Linked DNA regions of Mus musculus: region 1 is linked to region 2. The links are chromatin loops, found by intact Hi-C in ENCODE. Cell type or tissue: left cerebral cortex. All regions are shown on one strand. Links, peaks and the distances in the headings refer to the core of each region. The heading gives the core; the rest is flanking DNA.

Region 1 (5,392 bases), core at 90-5,089, 150 kb before region 2:
CACACACACATGCATGCACACACACATATGTGTGTGTGTGTGTCTGTGTGTACAGATATGTGTGTAAGAGTGTGCAAGTGTATGTAGATGTGTGCATGCATGTGCATATATGTATGTATGCCTGTGTAGGTGCGTATACATGGTATTTATGTGTGTGCATATGCTAATATGTATATGCTTATATGTATATGTGTGTTTGTGTATATACCTATGTTTGTGTGTGTGACTGTATGTTGTATTTATTTAAAAGAAAATTTTATTCAGTCATAAAAAGAACAAAATTACATTATTTACAGAAAATGGATGCAGCTAGACATTATTATATTAGATAAATTAAGTTAAACTCAGAAAGTCAAATGCAATGTCTTTTCGCTCAGTTGTGTATACTAGATCAAATATATATTCTATGTGAGTGTGTATATTGTGTGATATATATGATACATATGTGTGTATATATATTATGTAGAAGTGAATATAGAAGTGAAACTGTCAAGTGGAATAAAGGAGGAGAAGGAGAAGGAAGAGGAGAGGAATAAGAATATGTCAATGTGAGGGAAAATGCTCAAAGTACATTGTCTACTAGCATGAACATGTCCTTATGTGACCTAGATCTATAATCAGTGGATATGTGCCAATAGAAACAACGCAGACACAATGATACTTGTATGTTGATATCATTGCATGAGCTTGGGTTTCCATTTTATACTCGGGAGGCCGTTCCCAACTGCTGCTTCCAAGCCCAAGGATTCTTGAAAGACAGCCATGTATTAAAGAGGCTGGCATGAGGTGGGAGAGAGCACTTGGTCTTCATGTCATCCAGCAGGAAACACATCATTGACTCGGTAAAATCTGCACTCTGACTGAAGCTCCTATAGCATTGATGCATATATTCTTGTTCATAAAAAAAACACTAAATCCTTTAGTGAAACACACAGAAATAATATGATTTATGCTGCCCATTGCCCAGGCAGCCAGTGCTTTGTAGTGATCTTGATTAAAGAAAGATTATGGAATAGCTACATCCCTCCCTCATTTGCATTCAGTTCAAAAGGAATGGCCCAAATGAAGCTAAACAGGCATTTAAGTACAAGGAAAAGATTTTGTTTTGCTTTTGTTAAACACGGACATGAAACAACTTGCCAAAAATTTGCACAACATTATTTTAGGACTAAAAAGTGAATTTGGCATGAATAATTCCCAAACTTAACATGCTAATTGTGCTTCCTCTGAACAAAGAAATGTAATAATTTCTCCCCTCAATGCATCAATCTCCAATTTGGTGTTTTAAGTTATTCCTGAGTTGGAGTGTTGAATGCTGCATATTTTAACCACATGTGGCTCTCTCATCCCATCTCTCAGAAGAGAAAAAAGAGACTAGTTTTCATATGTCATCCTGTGATATTTATTTCTTCTGTTATCATTCTATAGGTAAGGCATTCAGCAATTCAGAGTGAAGATCTGGATTCCCAGCAGTATCCCCCTGCAGCCAAATTCAGGGTCTAACATGAATTATCTGCTCAGTGACAGTTGAACAAATTGTTAAATGGATATAGCATTAAATCAACTTCTGCTGGCTTATTGCTATACCCATAGTTTAGTGTATTTCTCATCCCTCTTTAGTGGAGCTTCTTTGTTCAGTGGGTTGCGATGAACACAGAGGCCTACAATTGGTCAAGGTATGAATGAGAGGTTTTTGAATGTTCAGCCCTAAGTTGGACATCTATTTCAGTGTTTGGTATCATCAAAGGAAGAAGGAACAGAAGATTGTAAATTCGGAAGTGGAGAATGACTGTAGAAAACAGCATTTTCTACACACAACAGGACAGTACAAAAATGAACTCACAGTGGTTGGGATGACAGGCATAAGACCCACACAAGTTCAAACTAGATAAAATCCCAGCATGGAGAAGTGAGCATAATGCTTCATCAGTAGCAGGGGAGCTATTGGCCATTGGAAATTGGTTTTCTTTAAGGATGTCGTTCTTGGTCCTGTAGATGGCCACATACCTGGGAATATAAGTGGTACAAACTGTATCTGATGGGTTTTAAAGAAGAAGAAAGAAGATGGGTATGTAGGGAAGGAGACTGGATCTGTGAGGACTTGGGGAATGTATGTAAATATGATCAAAATACATTGAATGTAATTCTCAAAGAATTCATTATTTTAAAAGGGAAAAATGTAAAGAAATAGAAAAGAAGAGGGGAAAAGAAAAAGAAAGGAAGGAAGGAAGGAAAGGAAGGAAGGAAGGAAGGAAGGAAGGAAGGAAGAAAGAAAGAAAGAAAGAAAGAAAGGAAGGAGGAAAGAAGAATCAGAATCAGAAGAAGTGGAGGCCAAAGCAGCGAAGGAGAAGGAAGAGGAGGAGGGGGAGGGGAGGAGGAGGGGGAGGAGGAGGAGGAGGAGGAGAACAAAACCAAGTCCCAAGGAGGCTCAGTTATTACATAGAGAGAGTGGTGTGTGGAAGAGAAAGAACCGCAGTTGGTAGTTTTATAAAAGACTTGTCCCCAAGAGAAACTCGTCATGTGTGACTCTCTCTGACCTAATCACTTCTCAAAGCTCCCACCTCCCCATACCTCACAATGTGAGTTAAGTTCCACCATGAGTCTAGACAGTCCATCCAAGCTGTACTATGTGGGCTGTAGACAGGTACTCTAGTACATATGCTTAGTCTTACCACAGTTCCAAAGAGCCTGAAGGTGGCTGATTGTGGTCGCTGGTCACTAACTATGTTTATTTTTCTTGTTCTCAGACAACAAGCTCAGAATTCCATTTCTGAGTAATAGGCCAAATGGCAAAAATATTCTTGTAGCCACTCCTATTAGAATGGGATCTTAATAGGAAGTTAAGACAAGAGGATTTTTCATATTGCTTTGTCACTTCTTCCTAGTCTATTGAAAATGCAAATGGTTTGTATGGAATTTTTCTTTGGTTGTAAAAATGATTATGAGTTTTAAATCTATAATATCTGTGGCCTAACAATGTAACAAAATTAAGGATCATTTGTATTCAGCAAAATTTAGGTCTGGTAATGTAATAGAAGATGTTCCAAATAAAATGCATTTATGAGGCAAAAACTGCACTAAATAATTTAAGATACTTTTCAAAAGCCTCCTGAAATTAACATCAACCAGCCACTTTACTTCCTGACAATACACACACACTAGTGGCTGAATGTGTTCTAAAAGAAGATGTTAACATACAAAGAGCAGAGGACAGGCAGGATGGTTTGGTGGGTAAAAGCACTTCCAAGCCTGACAACCTGTGCTCAATCTCTAGTACCCTTGTGATGGAAGGAAAGAACTGACTCCTGCAAATGGTCCTTTGGTCGTGTGTGTGCCCCAACACAAACACATACACAAACAGACAAATAGAAGTAGTAAAATAATTTAAAAATATAATAGTATATCCCTAAATGTTCCAACAATCGGGAAATGTGTTCGGTTGTTTAATAATGGTACAGCAACTTTAAGAATAGGAAGTGTGTCTGCTTTGTTTTGTCTTAACTAGGAAACAATTAGCTACTTCATTGTAGCTTCATGGAGTGTGGGTTCTTCTGATGAGAATAATAGATGATTTGGAAATGAAGCCTCCCATCTCTTTATAAAGCCCACATGTTGAGGCTATTCTTGGTTGTCAACTTTGCTACATCCGGAATTAATTAAAACCCAAATGGCCAGATATGTCTGTGAGGGATTTTTCTTCATTCAACTATTTAAGTGGGAAGACCCACCCTAAATTCAGATTTTTTGAAGTAAGGTAGTTCACCTTTAAATCAGGACCTTCTGGTGGTGGCCTATATAAAGGACTTAGAAGAAGGATGTGCTTGTCTTTTGCCTGCTTGTCCTCACTCTCCCTGGCAAGTTCATTCCTTCTCTCGTATTACAGCCTACTTCTTCCTGATACCCTTGTGGACTGAACAACTACTGGATTCTTGGACTTTCCATTGGTATACAGCCATTGTTGGATTAGTGAGACCATAGCCTTACTACACAGTATTCAGTACTCAACTACTTACTTACTACACAGTATTCAGTACTCAACTACTTACTTACTACACAGTATTCAGTACTCAACTACTTACTTACTACACAGTATTCAGTACTCAACTACTTACTTACTACACAGTATTCAGTACTCAACTACTTACTTACTACACAGTATTCAGTACTCAACTACTTACTTACTACACAGTATTCAGTACTCAACTACTTACTTACTACACAGTATTCAGTACTCAACTACTTACTTACTACACAGTGTTCAGTACTCAACTACTGGTATTATTTTCAGAGTTTCCCCAAACTTTAACAGGCTGGACATAGCTGAAGAAATTAGTTCACTGTGAATGTATCCCTGGGGATATCCCTGTCCCTAGACCACCCTGGTCTCATTTTCTGATTTCTGTCATTGATGAGATAAACAGTTCTATGCCACACATCCTTACTGCCATACTACATTTGCACAAGGGCAGAGGCTACAACAGCCTGGTCTGCATCTGCTAAAACCATGATCCAAAAATGCACCTTTCTTCTTTAAGTTGTTCCTGTCTGGTGTCTTGTCACCTGCCAAGAAAGCTAGCTAACACACAGGAAAAGTAAAGTCCACGTGATTGTTTATAGTCCACGTGAGCAGGAAGATATCCACACTCGATGTCCAAGTTTTTTGGGCCTGTAGAATCCATTGTATGTTTCAATATTTAGTGGAAAGAGAACAGGAGAAGTTATATATATATATATATTTATTTATTTATTTATTTATTTATTATATGTAGGTATACTGTCATTGTCTTCAGACACACCAGAAGGTGGCATCAGATGTCTATTACAGATCATTGTGAGCCACCATGTAGTTGCTGGAATTGCACTCAGGACCTCTGGAAGAACAACCAGTTCTCTTAACCGCCGAGCCATCTCTCCAGCCTGAGAAGGGTTTTCGATGAACATTCAGTTGAGGAACAGTGGATAGGAGGTAGCAGATAACAAATAAAAGCAACTTGAATTTCATGAAATTTTTTTTAAAAATTAGCTATATTAGTTACTTTTCTATTGCTGTAAGAAAATACCATGATCATGGCAATGTATAGAAGAAAGATTCTATGATTCTAGAGGTATTGGAGTCCATCATTGTTACAGATAGAAGCATAGCAGCAGGCAGGCAGGTGTGGCATTGGAGCAGCAACTGAGAGCTCACATCTCTCTATATAAAATGTTAGTAAAAAGATTTAACTTCAAATGGCCTGAGTCTTTCTTTTGCAAGTTCAAAGTCTGCTTCCAGTGACATACTTCCTCCATCAAGGCCATACCTAGTAGTTTTCCTCAAAGAGCCACCAACTAGAAACCAATATTTGGATGTCCAATATTTGAAGGAAACATTAAATTCAAACCACATTAATCA
Region 2 (5,392 bases), core at 315-5,314:
CATTCTTGCTGCTAATGAAGAACAATCTAAGGGATGAGGACTTTATTTTGGTTCACAGTTCAGAGGAAGGAAGCTGTGTAAAGGAAGGAAGGACGCATTAGCCAGGGAGCAGAGGAAGATAAATGCCAGTGATTGACTGTCTTTCTCCTTCTCTCCCTTGTATCTAATTTACCTGGCCTATGAGATGGCACCACTAACATTCAAGGCAGGTCTTCTTTTCACATTTAATCTTCTCTAAGAAGCTCTGTACATGTACCCAAAGCTAGGTCTTATTAATGCACTAAGTGATTTATTAATTCAATCATGTTGACAATCAAGATTTGCCCTCAGACTTGCTCCTGTGCAGTGTGTGCATGTGCACATGGGTGTGTGTGGTATTTGTGTGCAGGTTCGCTTACCTGAGTAGGCATATGTAGAAGCCCAATTTTGGCACTGGGTGTGTTAATTGCTTCTCTTCCTTGCTCTTTGAGAGAGGATCTCTCACTGACCTTGCTATTTCAGCAAGATTTGATAGGCAGAAAAAACCCTGGCATCCACTTTGCCCCTAGAGCTCCTATTACAGATATGTTTCCCGTATTTGACTTCTATATATGGATGTTGGGAATCAAAACTGAAGGTCTCAAGCTTATACAGTAAATGCTTTACCCAATCATTTTGAGCCATCTCTCTAGGCTGATATTTATTTCTCAATACCCTCTCATTCAAAACCACTGGAGTTTCCTATTTATATTATTGTAACATATTGCAAATTGATTTGTCTACCCCTTTTATCGACCTCTAATCCAATAGCACAATATTCGCAACAGGTAATATTCACAATGCCCCATTGATGCACTATTGTTTCTCTACTAAGACCCATCCCTTTGGCCCCATGGGCTTCAGGATAAAGTAAACACTTCTCAACTCAGCACTGAAGTTCTTCTCAACATTAAAGCTCTCAAGGTCCCCTGCTTTTCTTCCCATCTTCCTCATCTTCCGTTTCCCACCTCCTGTCCTGTGGTCCAGGCAGACACGAAAACATTCAGCATTACTTTCCTTCTCATCTTTGGGCCTCTATACCTGCCACGCCCTGAACACAGGTCAATTGTTGCTATCTTCATACTCTCCACAAAGTCCCCTGAGACTCCAGATTTATGTAGAATCTATTCTAATATTCTATTCTCTGGGAAGTCTTCCCTGAACTCCCCTATCCAGTCCAGGTTAGGCCTGTCCCCTACTCTCCTCTCTCCTATCACTTGATAAGTCCCTTATCATTTATCACTTCTTTTTTAATAATTGTCTGTGGTCCCTCATGCCCTTATGCTGACACAGCCCACTCTTGGAAAGCACTTTCCACATGAGATTCAGGTCTCAAAGACTCACATTTCTACATGATTCTCCTTCTAGAGGAAATAGTAGACTGTATGACTCTTACTTTAGGTCACAACATATGTGTACCTCCTCACAGAAAGAAACCAACACCTGTCTCCTGACAGCACACAAAAAAACATATCGCCTAGGAAACATCTCCAACTACTTGAATAGCATGTTTCTTTCTTCTTGGTGTAATTTTCTGTGATGTTGTTACTCAAGGAATGTGGAGAAGTCAGAACTGAATGAGTACCACAGTTATAAATTCTTCTATAAGTAGTAACAATACGGAACAGAGAGTCACCCAAGTGGTCCTACTGAAATAACACCACCATCAAGAAATCCAAACTAGTTCCCAAGTCCAAGACTAGCTGAACCAAAAGTAACAGGACAATACACAGAACAGAGTAAAAGACTGCATATGGGTTGGTTAAGCAAGAAAATTTGACATGATTAATAGGTTGGTGAGTGTTCAGGCTGAACTCTGAATTTCAGTGACCTAAGAATATATGGTTGTGATAATCTTGGCACAAACAAAAATCTGTCTGTAATCAAGGATCTGTGTGCCTTGGATATCATAAGTCTCCACTGTCTTGTATCACATACCAGGTACTTGAAAATTTATCATGAGATGGACAAAAATCTAAATGAGAATGAGGGACCACGGAAAATGTGTAGAGAAGCATTGTCCCTCTGACCTTTTCTCACAAATGACAGAATACCTGTTCATGACAAGGAAGTTCTTCCAATGCTGTCTACGGTGCCAAAAAGAAAGAAAAATAAGAATGGGCCAGAAAAGAGCAGAGCAGAGTGGCAGTACTGCAAGGAGGTCCCCCAGGACTTTGCAGGCTGTATCTCACCCTGTATCAATGAAAGTGTGATGGGGGTGGATATCTCTAAGCTTGATGGTGAGAAAAACAAACAAGGAAAATCACTAGCATGCTGGGTGTCACCCAGACACAAAGACACTGTGTTTGGATGGCTGGTTAAGATGGGAGAACTATGCTGTTAGCCAGATGCTCTCGGATTTGGTTCAGAACTGTATTTGCATTTGCAACCTAAGGCACTAATGCAGCACACTGTAGGAGACATAGACACAAGTGTGTGCTCAGCCTAGGGATTTGGGAGACCTCCAGACCCAAGTTGCTGTCAAGTGCTCTTTCTCACACTTTCTGGGGAAGCTGGAAAAAGCCAACTAAAGAAAGATTTGGATCAGTGTTTCCTGTATTATGTTTCACAGATCATCAGTGCCTTGAAGCACTCCAGGAAAATAATGGTCCCCTGATCAGATGACTAAGGAAATTCTGAGCATCCTGCTTCTCTCTTTGGAAAGAAAGCATGTGAATTAAAAACTCATTAACGCTTTTACAAGGAAGGAAGTTCTGACACACAGCACCACATGGGTGAACTTGGAAAATGGCATGCTCAGTGAACTAAGCCAAAGAAAGACAAACACAGTATGATCTCACTTAAATGAGGTCCCTACAATAGCCAAAATCACAAAGACAAAAAATAGAACAGTGGTTGTCAGGGGCTAGTGGGGAGGTGTTGAAACTTACTCTCTAATAGGAATAGAGTGTCAATTTGGAACAATGCCAATATTTGCAGATGGGTGGTGGTGGTGGTTGTGCAACCATGCAACTCTGCTTCATGCTACTGAGCTGAACAATTGAGAAAAAAAAAAGGTTAAGATGGTAAAACTTATGCTATGCCTTTCTACGACAACTGAAAAATGTTTAACTCCCTATTAAGATCCCATTCTAATAGGAGTGGCTATAAGAATACTTTTGCCATTTGGCCTATTACTCAGAAATGGAATTCTGAGCTTGTTGTCTGAGAACAAGAAAAATAAACATAGTTAGTGACCAGGGACCACAATCAGCCACCTTCAGGCTCTTTGGAACTGCAGTAAGACTAAGCATATGTACTAGAGTACCTGTCTACAGCCCACATAGTACAGCTTGGATGGACTGTCTAGACTCCTGGTGGAACTTAACTCACATTGTGAGGTATGGGGCAGTGGGAGCTTTGAGAAATGATTAGGTCAGAGAGAGTCACACATGACGAGTTTCTCTTGGGGACAAGTCTTTTATAAAACTACCAACTGCGGTTCTTTCTCTTCCACACACCACTCTCTCTATGTAATACCTGAGCCTCCTTGGGACTTGGTTTTGTTGTTCTCCTCCTCCTCCTCCTCCTCCTCCTCCTCCTCCTCCTCCTCCTCCTCCTCCTCTTCCTCCTCCTCTTCCTCCTCCTCCTTCTCCTCCACCTTCTCCTCCACCTTCTTCTTCCTCTTCTTGCTTTGACCAAACACTTGATAAAAGCAACTTGGAAAGGGTTATTTGGGCTCACAGTTCAAAAGGACAGTCCAGCATGGTAGGAAAGGCACAATGCCGTAAATGAGGCCACTTGTCACAGTTGGTTCACTGTCAGGAATCACAGTGATTATTGGTGCTCCTCAGCGTAGTCTCCTGATTTTACTTATTCAGGGAAGCCTAGTCCAGGGAATGTTGCCACCCACAGTGAATACCATCCTCTTTACCTCCATTAATGCTACATAGAAAAGTTGTCACAGGCATGCCCAGGATTTTGGGCTCCTAGGTAATTCTTGATCCTGTTAAATTGACATTCAATAATATCAGTCGTAGGGCTCTTTAGAGTGTTCTCACCAGAAAGAAGTTCTGTAACTGATGGGACTCCTGAGCCCTGGCCCTCCCAGCCTCCATCAATCCAAAAGGAATAGACTTTTATTCTTCTTAAATGATTCAGTGTTGCATCAACAAGTAGAATAAGATTCAGACTTGCCCTGGCTTGAGACATCTACAGGGTGACAGCTGTCTGATCATAGGGAAAGCGGTCTGCAACTCTACCAAGACTTCCAGAGGCCTGAAACCAGGCAGCTCTGGGGTTTTTGCCTTCTGCTTTGTCTTCTAACATTATTCCTACCTCGGAGAGGAAGAGGTTGTTCTGTTTGCTCTTTACAACCATCTCATTGTCAAGTTGTGACCAATGGCCTACAAGAAAAGCATTTCATAGTTCCACCTTAATACTTGTATGATGTGGGAAACTCAACCCTAAAGCACTTTTTTTTCCCAATTCACACACCCTCTATCTCCAATTCTGACTTTGGTTAACTCCACTAACCACGCTCCATGATTCCATACCATCCCTTCTCTCCCCACCCCATCCACCTTTAGAGATTACTCTATATTTAAATGAAGCACAAGAGAGTCAAGTGTCAGCTCCGTATGCCTTCTGTAATGTTCTTTGCCTCAGTGTATCATGAATACTTTCTCATGGGAGTTGAGTCTATGGTAGTAACCAGTCTCTGGGCTCAAAGGAGTTTTTCCTTACTTTTCTTTTCCTTTAATATACTTATTACACACACACACACACACACACACACACACACACACACACACATTCATCCAAATTCCAAATTTCTTAATTCCCCTGTAAATACTGTCCTCTTCCATTTCCCCCACGAATCTGCTCTATCCATCTACCTAAACTTCTTGTCTAACTAATTTTACTCAAGAATTACTCATTCTGAGTATGTCTGCACAAAGCTTCCCCAATCACCTCTTGTACACAATCTATAATCTCTTTTTATTTGAAACCTCTCCCTCTAATCTGAATCTAATCCCCCTCTAATCTATAACTGTGAACGGTTATATTCCACACCACCTTTGCATGAGCATTTTTTCCTGAAGACTCTACTGTTGCTTCCTGCATTAGTAATAACTGATTTGTACACATGAATGGCAGTTTGCTATTTATTTCCAAAGCATCCTATGCTTTGTTCTTAGGAAACTCCTTTAGATGTGTTTATTTTAGGTACTTACTTACCCGTTAGAATTTTTTATTGAACTCTAAGAGGCTTTAAGTTGACAAATTCAAATATATATATATATATATATATATATATATATATATATATATATATATACACAAAAACCAAATATTAAAATAGCTCAGCAATACAAGATGAATCAATAAGGTGGCCATGCAAGAAATGGTCTGGAAGCCGGGCGTGGTGGTG

The links. Hi-C counts contacts between places; a loop is a spot of excess contacts. Peaks named below come from ENCODE experiments on the same cell type or tissue, not always from the same donor. Only the 100,000 strongest peaks of a DNase experiment are listed, where the experiment ranks them.
Region 1: a loop joins it to region 2, with 17 times the contacts of the local background. A loop is called at or near these places in 2 of 42 quality-filtered maps.

What each region holds. Positions count from the first base shown.
Region 1 is chr2:10,851,778-10,857,169 of GRCm38, forward strand. No RefSeq gene overlaps it. Among named protein-coding and RNA genes, the nearest start is that of Gm31729, 29 kb to the left of the region's middle. In left cerebral cortex, for the core only: no CTCF peak of the experiment used is centred there; no DNase peak of the experiment used is centred there.
Region 2 is chr2:10,996,586-11,001,977 of GRCm38, forward strand. No RefSeq gene overlaps it. Among named protein-coding and RNA genes, the nearest start is that of Gm23877, 16 kb to the right of the region's middle. In left cerebral cortex, for the core only: no CTCF peak of the experiment used is centred there; a DNase peak (open chromatin) is centred at 2,852.